Linked DNA regions of Homo sapiens: region 1 is linked to region 2. Evidence: chromatin loops called from intact Hi-C (ENCODE). Cell type or tissue: endothelial cell of umbilical vein. All regions are shown on one strand. Each heading gives the region's core, and the rest is flanking DNA. Links, peaks and the distances in the headings are about the cores only. Region 1 holds the start of LOC124902315 (a long non-coding RNA gene). Region 2 holds the start of RNF224 (ring finger protein 224).

The links. A loop is a pair of places that touch in the nucleus more often than their neighbours do. Peaks named below come from ENCODE experiments on the same cell type or tissue, not always from the same donor. Only the 100,000 strongest peaks of a DNase experiment are listed, where the experiment ranks them.
Region 1: a loop joins it to region 2, with 5 times the contacts of the local background. A loop is called at or near these places in 61 of 110 quality-filtered maps.

The regions. Positions count from the first base shown.
Region 1 is chr9:137,169,962-137,178,448 of GRCh38, reverse strand. ANAPC2 (anaphase promoting complex subunit 2) reads left to right here. Exons shown (of 13, transcript NM_013366.4): 11 at 2,612-2,741; 12 at 2,977-3,212; 13 at 3,295-3,665. The coding sequence ends at 3,507. LOC124902315 (a long non-coding RNA gene) reads right to left here and starts at 6,317. Exons shown (of 3, transcript XR_007061881.1): 1 at 6,254-6,317; 2 at 5,119-5,291; 3 at 668-3,432. LRRC26 (leucine rich repeat containing 26) reads left to right here and starts at 8,398. Exons shown (of 2, transcript NM_001013653.3): 1 at 8,398-8,487. It overlaps TMEM210 (transmembrane protein 210), which reads left to right and starts at 6,393. Exons shown (of 4, transcript NM_001282477.2): 1 at 6,393-6,509; 2 at 6,673-6,808; 3 at 7,006-7,035; 4 at 7,285-7,591. The coding sequence starts at 6,422. The coding sequence ends at 7,474. RefSeq lists an enhancer at 2,817-3,650. In endothelial cell of umbilical vein, for the core only: a CTCF peak has its summit at 1,725; no DNase peak of the experiment used is centred there.
Region 2 is chr9:137,226,536-137,231,515 of GRCh38, reverse strand. RNF224 (ring finger protein 224) reads right to left here and starts at 4,014. Exons shown (of 3, transcript NM_001190228.2): 1 at 3,655-4,014; 2 at 3,175-3,364; 3 at 1,876-2,894. The coding sequence starts at 3,180. The coding sequence ends at 2,430. It overlaps SLC34A3 (solute carrier family 34 member 3), which reads right to left and starts at 615. Exons shown (of 13, transcript NM_001177316.2): 1 at 578-615. RefSeq lists enhancers at 1,318-1,818, 3,086-3,711, 3,906-4,055, 3,845-4,345 and silencers at 3,736-3,805, 3,625-3,919. In endothelial cell of umbilical vein, for the core only: a CTCF peak has its summit at 3,815 (motif pointing right); a DNase peak (open chromatin) is centred at 3,825.

The sequences.
Region 1 (8,487 bases), core at 311-2,810, 51 kb after region 2:
CCACTTCCTGTTGCTCAGGCCTGATGTGCTGGGACAGCCACACTCTAGTGCCCTTTGTCTTAACTTCAGTGGGACACAGGAGTGGCTCAGGGAGGCCCCGGGGCTGTGCTGAGAGGTCCCACCAGCAGAGCTCCTGGCCGAGCGACCTTGTTGGACACGTGGCTGGCCATGCAGCCCACAGCGTCACCCCTGAGCCCTTGCATGTGTCCTGCGGCAGGCTGACCAGTGGCGGCGTTTGTGGAGGTCATGGCCTTGGAGCCAGAACTAGGACCTAGCAAGCCACTGACTCCACTTCCATTTTCTGTCCATAAAGAGGGGTTTGTTTCCATTAGAAGCTGCCGGATCCTGGAAGGACTCAGGAGCCCTTGGCCCACAGAGCAGGTGTGTCAGTGCCCCAGTGCTACCAGAACAAAGTACCACAAACCAGCGGGCTTAAAAGAAACATATCATTTTACAGAAGTCAGAAGTCTAAAGTCAGGGTCAGCAGGGCCCTCCGAAGGCTCTAGGGGAGGCTGCTTCCTCCCCTCTTCCAGCTTCTGGGGGCTCCAGGAGCTCCGGGGCCTGTGGGTGCCTCGCTCTGGTCTCTGCCGCGTCGCCCGTGATGTTCCCCCGTGTCTCTGTTCCTATCTCCCTCTTAGAAGAACACTCTCTCTATTCCAGGGTGACGTCATCTTAATTATATCTTTAATGACCGTATTTCCAAATAAGATCTCATCAGAGGCACCGGGAGTTAGGGGTTCATGTGTCATTTTTCGAGGGGCACAATTCAGTGCATGACAATTTGCCCCATGGTGGGCCCCTCCCACGTGCAAGTGACAGCCCCAGTGTCCCCAAAAGTCTTCACCATTTCAGCATCAACTCCAAGTCCAAAATCTCATCTAACTACCATCCACACAAAGTTCCACACACATCTCAGCCTGTAAATGCATCTTAACGAGGTCCAGGTGAGGCTGGAGTGTGCGCCATTCCTCTACGTAAATAGATCTAAACAAGGTACAGGTGAGGCTGGAGTGCGCGCCATTCCTCCAGCTGGGACGCCGTGAAATCAGCCAACAGATGATCTGTTTCAAAAGTTCAGCCGTAAGACAAGCATACACATTCCCACCCCAAAAGGGAAAACTGGGAGGAAAAAGGACAGCGAGTCCAAACCCAGCAGCCGAAATTCCACTTGACTTCCAGGCCTGCGAATCCTCTTTGGCCCCCTGCTCCGTCAGCCTTGGCCTCGGCGGCTCTGCTCTTGGAGCCTGCCTTCCTTTCACTCCAGCCTGGCAGCACTTCTGCGGGTGTAAAATTCTCACACCTTGTTGGCTTATGCAGCTCACCAGTGCCGAAGCCTTCAGACAGGCGGGTCCGCAGCCCTTTCCCGGAGGCCCCACCTGTCCCTGTCTGCTGCTGAGATGGTTAGTTGGATACACAGGTCACACCTCATGTCTAGCAAACCCTGGTCCAGCCACACCCTTGGCCACGTCTCAGAGCTGCCTGGATAGAGTATTTTTCAGATCCCCAAGGGCTGGTGCCTTTTTGCTTAATGGTCCCTGCCTCACTGATTGTTTCCCTCTTGCATTCTGCTATAAGTAGCAAGGAGAAGCCAGGTGGCACCTTCCACACTGCTTGGAAATCTCAGCTTGATGTCCAGGCTCATCAGCTGCAGGTCCCACTTCGCACCCAACAGCAGAGCAGCAGCCAGCCAAGCTCTCTGCTGCCTCCTCCGGTTCCCAGTAGCACGGTCATTTCCATCTGAGACCTCACTGGAAGCACCTGTTGGGTCGGCATTGCTGCCGACATCCAGTCTGTGATGCTGTGTGCATTCTCCAAGACGGCGGCAGCTCTCCTCTTCCAGCCATTTCCAGGCTTGTCTTCATGCCTTTCTACCAGCAGTCGTGCAGGCCTCACCAGTTCTTCCAGCCTCTCCCCATCACCCACTTCCAAAGCTGCTGCCACAGTTCTTGGTGTTAGGTTTTGGCAGCACCCCTCCTGGCCCTTCCTGGTACCAAAATCTGTTCGTTTACTGTGGCTGCTGTAACAAAGTGTCACAAACTGGGTGGCTTAAAAAACAGAAATAGATTGTCTTAGTTTTGGAGGCTGGAAGTCCAAGATGAAAGTACTGGCAGCCCCGTTCCCTCTGAACCCTCTTAGAGACCTCCGTTGCCCCCCAGCTTCTGGTGTTTGCCACAGCCCTTGGTGTTTCTTGGCTTGTGGCCGCGTTGCTCCAGGTGGTCTCTGTCTTCGTGTGGCCCCCTCCCCGCCTGCCTGTGTCTTCCTATCTTTCCTTTTCTTAGAAGGACCCCAGTCAGTTGGGTTAGGATGCACCTCAGTTACATCTGCATCAACCCTGTTTGCAAATATGGCCACATTTCCAAGCACTGGGGGTCAGGAGGCCCCTGTAGCCTTTTCGGGACACACCTTATGATGCTGGCCCCATTGCCCTTCCATGGTGGCTGAGCAGGTGGGGACCCCACCCAGTCCTGTGCTCTCGCTGCTCACCTGCCTGCCAGGGTGGGGTGGGGCAGGTGGCTCTGGGAGCCCCTTTCTCACTGGTACCAGGTGGCAGAGCCCACGGGCCTGAGCGCCCTGCAGCCGAGCTGCCCGTGCTGACCCTGGCCCTCCTTAGGCCATGCGGACCCTCAGTTGGAAGCACACCCTGGGCCTGGTGACCATGGACGTGGAGCTGGCCGACCGCACGCTGTCTGTGGCGGTCACCCCAGTACAGGCGGTGATCTTGCTGTATTTTCAGGACCAAGGTGAGCCCACCAGCCCCTAGCTGGCCTGCCCCGGCCACACGGCCCAGCTGTGGGTGAGGGGCTGTTCCCCAGTGAGGGTGTGGTTTGGGGCAGCTGCGCCAGCAGGCGGCACCCTTCCCTTTCCCACGGGCAAGGCAGGGTGGCCCGGGAGCCCCCCGACCTCTCGGCTGACGGGAGGCAGGGGAGGTGCAGCCCGTGCCCAGGCTGCCCAGCGTCCCGGTGACTCTGCACGCAGCCAGCTGGACCCTGGAGGAACTGAGCAAGGCGGTGAAGATGCCCGTGGCGCTGCTGCGGCGGCGGATGTCCGTGTGGCTGCAGCAGGGTGTGCTGCGTGAGGAGCCCCCCGGCACCTTCTCTGTCATTGAGGAGGAGCGGCCTCAGGACCGGGACAACATGGTGCTCATTGACAGTGACGACGAGAGCGACTCCGGCATGGCCTCCCAGGCCGACCAGAAGGAGGAGGAGCTGCTGGTGCGCGTGCAGGCCCCACGGGGGGCCAGGGGGCGGGGGCGAGGCCTGCAGGTGCCTGACGGGGGCTGGCCTGTGTCCGCAGCTCTTCTGGACGTACATCCAGGCCATGCTGACCAACCTGGAGAGCCTCTCACTGGATCGTATCTACAACATGCTCCGCATGTTTGTGGTGACTGGGCCTGCACTGGCCGAGATTGACCTGCAGGAGCTGCAGGGCTACCTGCAGAAGAAGGTGCGGGACCAGCAGCTCGTCTACTCGGCCGGCGTCTACCGCCTGCCCAAGAACTGCAGCTGACACATCGCCCGCCCGCCCGCCCGCCCGCCAGGCGCTGCCCTGCAGGTGCTCTCGTCCTCCCGTGCCAGCCCCCGCCCGCCCGTGTCCCAGAATGCACTGCTGAGGAGCATGCCCACCCCCACCCCCGCAGTGTGCAGATTAAAGCAAGTCAGATCATCCTTTTCTGTCCTGGTGGCTTTGTGGGGCCCCCCAGGATCCTCCTCTAGCCTGGGCCTCTCTCTCAGCCTGGCAGGGCCTGCTCCTCAGCAGCAGGTGAGGGGCCACCTAGGCCTACACATCTGCACTGGGAATGTAGCCTCCTGAGAGAATCCCGGGCCGCCCCCGACCCAGGGTGCTCAGGGAGCGGCACGTGAAGGTCCACGTCACGCCCGGGCCACGGCTCAGGCAGCCACGTCCTAGGGCTTAGTGCTTGCTACCCGCCAGACCTCCAGCTCCATTCCTGCGCCTCTGGCCTTTAGAAGGAGCCCTGGGGTCACCCTCTGCTCAGCCTGTGCCCACCTCCACACGCTCGGCCAGGAGGTCTCGGGCGAGGTTGGGACGTTGTGCGGGTTCGGTTGGAATTGCTGAGGCTGGCGAATGACCTCTAGGCCAACACGCCTCGTCTCTGGCAGTGAGGCTCTGCCGAAGGCTGTGCCCTGGTGGCCAGAGGGACTGGGCACTTGTCCCCTGCTCCACACTCAGGCAGGGTGGCCGGAGGGCTCAGCTTCACAGGTGTGCCTCAGAAAGGCAGGTCGCCCCTACGTCCTTCACACGTGTGGTCACGCGTGTGCAGGCTGCCCAGGTCCTGTCCTAGAGGCTGGCACTAGGAGAGGGAGACGCCACAAAACTGAGCAAGGGCCCTAGGGTCCAGTTCTGGGCTCTTCTGCTGCTCAAACCTGGGCCTCTGTCCCAGAGGTGCCGTTTCCAGGCCAGACACGTTCCACCCCGATGGCGCCGTCCTCGCGGGGGACAAAGGCCCTTTGAACTGGTGCCTCGAGTCCCGCTCCTGCTGCAGCGCCTTCCCAGGCTGTGAGCTGCGCCTGGTTTCAGTGCTCCCACCGCTGTCCCCAGATGCCCTTGCTGGTTCCCACATGTCCACGGTCCTGGGCTCCTGCAGCCGCCGCCCAGCACCCTCCCACCTCTCCAGCTCTGGCCTGATGCCCTTGCTGGTCCCATGTCCATTGTCGTGGGTTCCTGCAGCTGCCGCCCAGCACCCTCCCACCTCTCCAGCTCTGGCCTGTTTGAGCCGTCCCGTTCAGTGGACATTCCTGCACCCTCCTTGCTCTGGAGAACTCTTGTTTGCCTCAGGGCTTGAAGGAGGAAGTGGCCGGGATTAGGCAGGCGCCAGATGCACAGCCTGTGCCCATCAGGCCTCTGCCCCGCCAAGGAGGGCTGCTTCCGCCTGTGCGGTATCTCCCCTCTAGCCCTGGGCCCTGCCACCTGCTCCACTTCACTCCAAGGCTGTCTGTGCTGCTGTCACAAAAAGAGGGACCCCTCTCCTGAATTCTGGTGGGATGGTCCCGATTGCTCTGATGCCCCCTCAGAGCAAGGTGGCCTTGCCTGGATCCCGCTGTCTGTGGCCACCACCTGGCCCCAGGCTGGGTGTGCCATTGTCCTAACCAGGATACAAACCTGCTGGGCTGGCCTGTCGAGTGTCACTGCCAGCCTGGCTCTGGTACACCTTTTGTTCTGTGTCCTGTGGATTCCATCTCTGGTTGTGTCCTGAAGACAAGGGCGAAGGGTGCATCTCGGGTCACGGTGTCACTCGGCAAGTCAGAGGTCGGAGGACCCCAGCAGGAGGGTGCCTGTCAACAGGCGAGGGGGTCCCTGGTGCCCAGGGCCACTGGGGCCAGACTGTGCCCACCCCCCCCACCCCCCGTGTCCCATGTGTCCTGAGCTGGCAGAAGGCCTGGCCTCCGTTGGCTGTGGGGCAGGTGTTTCCTTTTGCTGCCTGGCGGTTTGCTTGGCAGGTCCAGAGGAGGGGAGGCTGGGAGGGCAGGGGCCTCTCTCCCAGCCTGGAATAGCAGGTGCAGGGAGGAGGCTGAAAGCAACCCTGGCCATGCCGGCCTGCGGTCGACTTCCTTGGGCAACGCTTGTCTTTTCTGCAGAGGGGAAAGCTCCTGGGGGCTCCAACTTCAGTGACACCTTTAGTCTGGAGCCTTGGGGGATGTCTGGGAGGCAGGGCTTGGGGTCCTGCTCAGACAGGGGTGGCCAGTGTCCCCCAGACCTTTCCAAGTTGATGGGGGATTCCCTTGGGTGCCGGCAGCCCTTCTGACCTGAGCTTTGCCAGGGCGTGAGCCAGACCCTCCCAGAAGCAGTGGGGAGGGAGGATGGGTGCAAGCCCACCCCCTTAGCCCTCCTTGGCCCCTTCCTGCCCCAGCCCTGGAGGAAGGTGACCTACAGCCAGCTGGAGCCCAGCCCACATGCTGAGCTGCCGCAGCCCTTATGCTGGGAGGGAGCTGAGGCCGAGGCTGCCTGCCGCCCACCCTGCAAGGTTGCCAGGCCACCGCACCCACATCGGGGCCTGGAGTGCTGCCCACCCCCTTTCACTGTGAAGGATTTGGCTGGGCGCAGTGGCTCACACCTGTAATCCCAGCACTTTGAGAGGCCGAGGCGAGCGGATCACAAGGTCAGGAGATCGAGACCATCCTGGCTAACACGGTGAAACCACTGAAGGACTGCCCGTAAGACCAGGCCAGCCCCACTGCTGCCTCTGCCTCAGAGCTGGCCTGAGCTGGCTGGGCTCTCAGGCCTCTGCCCACCCTACCTGTCCCATTCCCAGAGCTGCTTGGCCATGGCTCCTTGAATTGCGGTGCCCAAGGGCAAATGACACACTGGCATTGTGAGCCCCCCCACCCCCACCTCACAGTCCTACTGTGAAGTCAGCACCTTCCAACAGTTCCGTCAGAGGTGTGCAGTGGGGCCAGGGCTGGACATGGCCCCCGGTCCCTGGCCTGTGTCCTGCCTGCGTGGTGGCCCCTTGGGCCTCACATATTTGTCCCTTCTGCTCATCCCTGCTGCAGGTGCCTCCTCCTGCCCCCGCACTCCACTCCCAGCCATGGCTCCCCTTCCCCAGGCAAGGTGGGAGCTCTGGTGTCCTTCTGGTGGCTACCAGGGCAGGGGCAGACTTGGGGGCCCTCTGCAGGCAGGTGACCGGCCCATGGCCATGTGGCCCTGTCTCTGCAGCTGGAACCTACTGTGAATGCAGCCTTGGCCTCAGCCGCGAGGCCCTCATCGCCCTCCTTGTGGTGCTGGCGGGCATCAGTGCCAGCTGCTTCTGTGCCCTCGTCATCGTGGCAATTGGTGTCTTGCGGGCCAAGGGGTGCGTGAACCCTGGGGCCGGGAGAGGATGGGAGTGAGGCCAGGCTGGCTGCCCTGGGCCCTTGGTCTTGCAAGAAGGGCTTTACCCCCTGGGTGGGCTGTCACCTGGGGTAGGAATGGCGTTTCCTAGGCGTGTGCTGGGGGAGCTCCGGGGGCCCAGCACTGTTCCAGGACTCATGTTGGCCTTCGTCCCCTCAGTGAAACATGCCCGAGACAAGTGGACAACAGGTGAGCACCAGGGAGGCCCTCGAGGGAGGCACGCTGTCTCAGGGGAGGCCCTTGGCGGGGGGAGCTATCCCAGGGGAGTCCCTGGAGGAGGAGGGGTGCTGTCCCTGGAGGAGGAGGGGTGCTGTCCCTGGAAGAGGAGGTGTGCTGTCCCAAGGGAGGCCCTTTGTGGGGGTGCACTGTCCCAGACGCCAGCCTGTCCTGGGGGAACAAGGACTCTACCAGCTCGTGATGACCCGGCCCGTCATGCAGGTTGGTGGAGAATTTTGGGGTCCAGGAAGATCTCATGGACCTGCACCCGGTTTACGTGGAGTCCCAGCTAATGGACGCTGACCTGGAGGTCTCCCTGGTGCCACCACTAGAGGATCAGAGCCTTGTGGCCATCCCCATGGAGGCTTCTTCAGAGGAGCCGCCACCACCCCCGCCCCTACCACCTGAGTAGAGGGCTGAGGGCAGCTGGGGGAGGGGAATTAAAGCGTATTTAGTGGCTGTGCACTGTCCTCCCTGCAGGCCCTCCTGAGGGCAGCTGGGGGAGGGGAATTAAAGCTTGTTTAGTGGTTGTGCACCGTCCTCCCTGCAGGCCCTCACACCCCTCACGGCTGCATCATGGGGGGTGCACGCGCATATGGGTCTCATCAAAGCAGAGTGCCCAGGCCCCACAGCAAGTTCCCCTGTTCCTCTGCCCCCTGGCAGTAAGCCATACCCCTAATGTTTCCACCTTCTCTGCCACAGCTGGTCAGCCCGGCTCCTTCCTGCACCCAGCTTTGGAAAGCCCCTAGAACAGGACCTGCAACTGGCAACTGTGAAGGGCGCTGGGTTTAACAGCAGGACTTGGGCTGATACCCCTGCCCCACTGCACTGGTCTGTACCTCTATCCCAGGAGAGTCCTGGGGGGGAGGGGTGGGGCAGGCACGCCTCTCCTGCCTCGGGTGTGCTGTCTCCCTCCACCCCAAGGCCTGTCTCCAACCCAGGCCCTATCCAGCATGGGAATGGGACCATCCCTGCGTGGGGGCCACTCCGCATGTGCACGTTGGGATCACTTTGCGGAGCCTGGGTGGGGTCGAGACGGGTGAGGAGCAGGACCTCTGGGTTGCATTGCGTGTGGGCGCCTGTTGCAGCCGTGAGCTGGGCGGGTGCAGGTGGGCGGTGTCCTGCTGCTCAGGTCAGGGCTCGGCGGGCGCCCGGTGGTGGACAAGGCGGGGTGAGGTGGTCTTGATAGCGCTGTGGCCGGCGCTGAGCCAAGAGTAGTTTGGAGCTCCCGGACAGGTGGCTGGCGGTGCCGGGCGTTGGCTGTTTGCCCTGCCCCCGCCCCAAGCGTGGATCCAGCCGTGGGACAGGAACTGCCTGAGCTCGGGCCAGAGAGTTAATATTTGTGCAGGCGCCGCAGGAACGGGCTCCGCGGACGACGGGCTCCAGGGACGCACAGGCAGCGGGCCTCCCACCGCGGGTGCCGGG
Region 2 (4,980 bases), core at 2,481-4,980:
CTTTCTCCATCCACAGGGGGATGGCTACAATGACCTCAGGCAGTTGTCAGGCGAGCCCAGTCCAGTTTCAGGGGTAGACTCGAAGGGGCTCCAGCTCCCCGGCTCCCTTGCTGGTCCTGACTGGAAGGCTAGTGCCGAGGGTGCAGGCCATGAGCTGGGGAACCTGGGGACCTCCCCTATCTGGTGTCATCGGGGACACTGTGGATGGTCCCGACTTAGACTTTGGCATTTGATACTAAACAGTGACGTCTCGGCTTGATAAGGGCCCCACGCCCTGGTGATGGGGAGCAGGTGGGGTCCTCACACCACTTCAAGGCTCCTGGCCCCGAAGCTGCTGCCTTAGCCTCCTGGGCCTGGTCACCCCACCCCTGGGGCCCCCCACCTGGACCCCTCCACCTAGTGCCCTGGGCTCAGGTCCAGGCGTCCTGTGCCTCACCCTCCCTCCTGCTGCCCAAGCCTGGCGTCTCTTGCCCTTGGGTCCTGGAGACTCAGGATGGGGCCCAAGCCCTTGGCCTGGAGGCCACCCAGCCTCGGCCTCACTGTCCCTGGGCCTCAGCCTGGTCCTAGGAGCTCCTACCTGTGTGGGTGGTGAGGGGGCACCTGCAGGGAGGAGACACGGGGCGGGAGCAGTTGCAGGTCAAAGATCCCCTGATCGCGCACATGACCTGCTGGGTACTGAGCCCATTAATGTTTACCCAGGAGCCCAGGCCCTCACGGGGGTACCCTCCTGGCCCCAAGGCCCCTAGGCCTTGTCTCCATCCTGTCACTCTGTGGCTAGGACCTCCAAGCCCCAGCCCAACCCTCCTGGAGTGGGGCTCCTCCCAGGGGTGGGCTCTGAATCAGGCCGAGGGCACTGCGGGGCGGGGCACCGGCCCTCGGTACTGGGCATCCTCAGCAGGCATCCGTGTGACCCAAGAGACACACTCCACCCAGCCAGGCAGGATGCTAGAGTATGGCTGGGGCTGCCCGGGAGTCGAGAGACGCCAGTCCCCCACTTCCATGCACCTCAGGGCTCCCCAGACCTTCTCAGGGTCATCCCTGCCCTCGGCAGAGCAGGGGAGGGAAGCCCTTTGCACCAGGTGGTGGGGGAGGACGGGCTTTTTCACGTAGCCGGGGAGGGCACCCAGCCCGAGGTCAGAGGGTTCAGATCCGGGTTCAGGGCAGGGTTGGGCCCAGCAGGCTGCTAGCGGGCTCGGCCCTGGTATAGCCAGCGACGGCGGCCGGCAGCCTCCATCTGCAGAGGGGAGGACAGAGCTCCCCAGGCCACCTTCCCCACCCGCTGCCTGGCCCAGCGCACAGTTCTCCCCAGCGGAGTCCCAGCTGGCCCCACCGCCTGTGGGGTGTCCCCTAGGAGGACTGGGCCTCTTCCTGCCCTGGGGTGCGGGGCAGCTCCCCCAGAGGCTCACCCTGCCCAGGGGCTGCTGGTGCCCTGCTTTGCTTGCTGCCCAGCCCCCGCTGTGTGCATGGGGACTTTGCCCTGGAGAAGGTAGAAGCTTCTGAGTGTCCGCTCAGCAAATTCTCTTCCGTCTCCCTCCTGCGCCCTTGCTCTGGGGGTGGGGGGCAGCAGTCCTTCCCTGGGGCTCCTGAGTGACAGCTCGTTCCAGTGGGGGTGGGGGTGTTGCAGCACTGACTTGGTGGTAACTGCTGTCCACAGTCTGGCCCCAGCCCCAGCCCCGGCCCCTCAAAAGGGTCTGTGTGGTGGCTGCTCGGAGCCAGGAAAGGTTCAGCGAAGGATGAGACCAACTGGGCTGTGAGACCTCAAGCAGGCCCCAGCCCTCTGTTGGCCTCAGGCAGGCCCCGCCGAGGCATCCCCTTCAATGCCTGTATGGCTTCGTGCCTACACGAGACCCTCCCAGAACCGCACCCGACACACAGTGGGAACTCCATGAGCTTTGTTGAGTGGGTGAATTCACAGGGCTGCCATGCAGGGCAGGGAGGAAGGAGGTAGTCTTGCCACCCTCCCGGTACACCCCGGGGACGTCTGTGGGAGAGGGGAGACCTGCTCTGGGCAGCCCGCCAGGCATAGCCAGACCGGCCCTGCCCCTCCAGCCTGCAGCCCAGGCCCCCGGGACGCCTTCGCATCCTCTTGGGAGCCATCCTTTGCGCTGCGTCTAGGCCCAAGCCAGGCTTGCCGCCCACTCAGACAGCAGTGTCCTCACCAGGCACATCCGGTCGGGCTAGTCTGGGGTCTGGTAATTGTGGCCAGGACAGGTGGGAGGTCACCAGCCTCCTGCGGAGCCTCCCAGCCCCCAACCTTAGGCTGTGGCCTGGGATGTTCACGGCTGGGATGACACCACCCTGCTGGGCCACACGAAGCTGCGTATAGGATGCTACTGCCAGGTTGTTCTGAGTGGGCTGAACCCATGATGGTGTGTGGTCAGGGGTTCCAAGGCAGGCATTTCCCCTGCAGGGGTGGGAATGGCCAGAGTTCAGACCTCGGGGCTGCCTAGGGGTGGGCAGCAGAGGCTGCCACAGCCCCAGCAGCAGTATCTGGGCTGGGGGAAGTGGGGCTGGGGTCCCAGGGCAGGGCACAGCCCAGCTGGCTGCCGAGTGATGGCGCTGCCTTTGAGGGAGGTGAGGGGCAGGGGTTCTAGTCTTGCCGGCTCCCGCTCAGCCTTGACCGCCAGGAAAGCAGCCAGGTCCAGGTCTAGCATGGCCACCCCTCCGCGAGGCGTGGGCGTGCTCTGACGGCACTGCGGACAGGGGATCCAGCGCTGCTCGGGCGCCGGTGTGTCCAGCCGCCGCACACACGCCTGGCAGAAGGTGTGTCCACAGTAGAGGCGGCGGGGCAGGTGCCCGGAGAGGTCATAGGCCGAGCAGCAGATGATGCAGTCTGTCCTCTCCTCCGGGGGCCCCCCTCCTCCGAGGCCTGGGGGCCCTCCGGCTGCAGCATCCTGCCAGAGGGAAGCCAGCGGTGGACAGCCTGCCTCGAGGACCTTCCGCCTGGATGGGGTGCTGGCCCCAGGAGCCCACCCCAGAGGTCAGGCGCTGGGTCTGTGGGGGTGGTGCGTGCAGACCTGGGAGGGAGCGTGGCACCGGGCACAGGCAGAACCAGGGTCTGCACACTTCTGGTTCATGTGGGCACCAGCCGGGCAGCCTCCTGTTCCCGCAGCACCACCCTGGCCCAGCTCCAGGCCCCCACCCTCCTGGCCGACCTGAGCCCAGGCCTCTTACCTGCATGGGCTCTGCTGGGCAGCTATGCACAGCCACGGGGTGGCCGGAGAAGGGAGTGGGGGACCCAGGGCGCCCTGCGGCTCCCTCCTGGGTTGCATTACTGGCCTTGCACGGGAGTCAGGAGAGAGGCAGGTGGCCAGCTGTGGCGGGCGTGGGCTCCCGTTTCAGCCACAAAGCCTTGAAACTAGATCTAACGGCACCACCCACTTGCAAGAGATAAGGTGCCCCCCGCCCCCTGCCCACCCCCTCCTGTCCAGACCCAGCCAGCTTCTGCTAACACCTTATCCAGGCTGGCCTTGGGGTCCATTTCCCCACTCTTAGGGCTTCTCAGCACGCTCACACCCTTCGCCACACTCAAAACCTCCCTCACCTCTCCCCTCCCCCACCCTCCCCCTCCCCCTCCCCTCCCCTTCCCTCCGCTCCCTCACTCTTACCCTCTCCTTCCCTTAACCTCCCCTCCATACTGGAATGTTTTCCTGCCTTGGCCTCTGCTCACATCTCCTCCTCTAGGAAGCCTGCCAGGGTTCCCTCCTGGCTCAGAGCCTTCTGCAGACTTTGCCACTGTGCTTGTCTGTGGATCTGTGTGGCTTCTCAGCCTCACCTTGATGCCGGCTGGACGGCAGAGGGCTGCACCAGTCCACATGGACTCCAGGTGGCGCACCAGCTCCGTGTCTGGGGATCCCCGCTCCCAGCTCGGGACCCCAGACAGTGCCAGACGCCTCCTTGGTGGGCAGCTCCTGGCTGCTCTGCCCGTCTGCAGCCTCCAGGCCACCCTGGGAGGCCCAGGTTCCGGGAGGTATGATCAGTGTGTCCACACCAGACTGCAGGCAGAGCAGAGTTGAGGGACCAAGAAGGGTTGGGACAGGTGGGCAGGACCCCAGAACCACTCACAGCCCCGCTGGGTGGAAGCAAATGGCCCCTCCTCACCCCTGCCCACCTTCTTGGCAGTCTGCCCCCAGGACTGGTCAGACAAGTTCTCGTGGCTGGCCTGGGTGTGGTCACCCTCTGGTGGGGGCCAGCAACGGGGCAAGGCGGGGAGCCTGGCACGCTAAGTCCTGGCACAGGGTCAGGGCAGTGACCCATCTGTCCCACGCCTGGAGACCTCTGCATGCCACGCGCCTGCCCTGCCCTGCTGTGGAGCTGGTCACCATGCGTCAGGGAAGGGCTGGCATGGCGTGAGGACCCGTCTGTCCTGCGTGGCCAGCTCGGCTGCCACCTCCTCGCCTTGTCTCTGCCCTGCCCGGAACACCAGGGCGCCCCAAGCTGGCCTCAATGCTCACTCCCTGCCTGGCATCCTGGCTTACAGTGGTGAGGCAGTACCTGCGCAGAGCAGCCTAGCGCCTGGTGCTCAGCCCCAGAGAGGCCCCCACCCTGCTCAGCAGACCAGGAGACGGCCCAGCACCCACGGCCCCAGCCTCCTCCTGCCTCATCCTCAAGGCCTGGTCCAGGCCACCTCCTCCCGGAAGCCCAGGCCCCGAGGCAGGACAGGAGGTGTGCAGGAATTAGATATTTCCTGGGAAACTAGAAAAACATCCCAGCTGAGGTTGGGAGGTGAATCACCAGTGGGCAGGGCGTGGTCCTGGCTGTCTGGGCTCTCCTGTCCCAACCTTCCACTCCCTGAAACCTGCAGCACCTGCTGCACCCACCACCCTCTTGTCGACACGCTCCTTCTCTTGGAGGCCTTTCCTGGGGTCCCCCCAGTTCCATGCGCTGTATCCTCCTGCTGTCCGACCCATGGACTGACCCCAGCTCACAGTCTCAGTCTCGGCCCCAGGGAGCGCAGGTCAGCTCAAATCCAGACCTGGC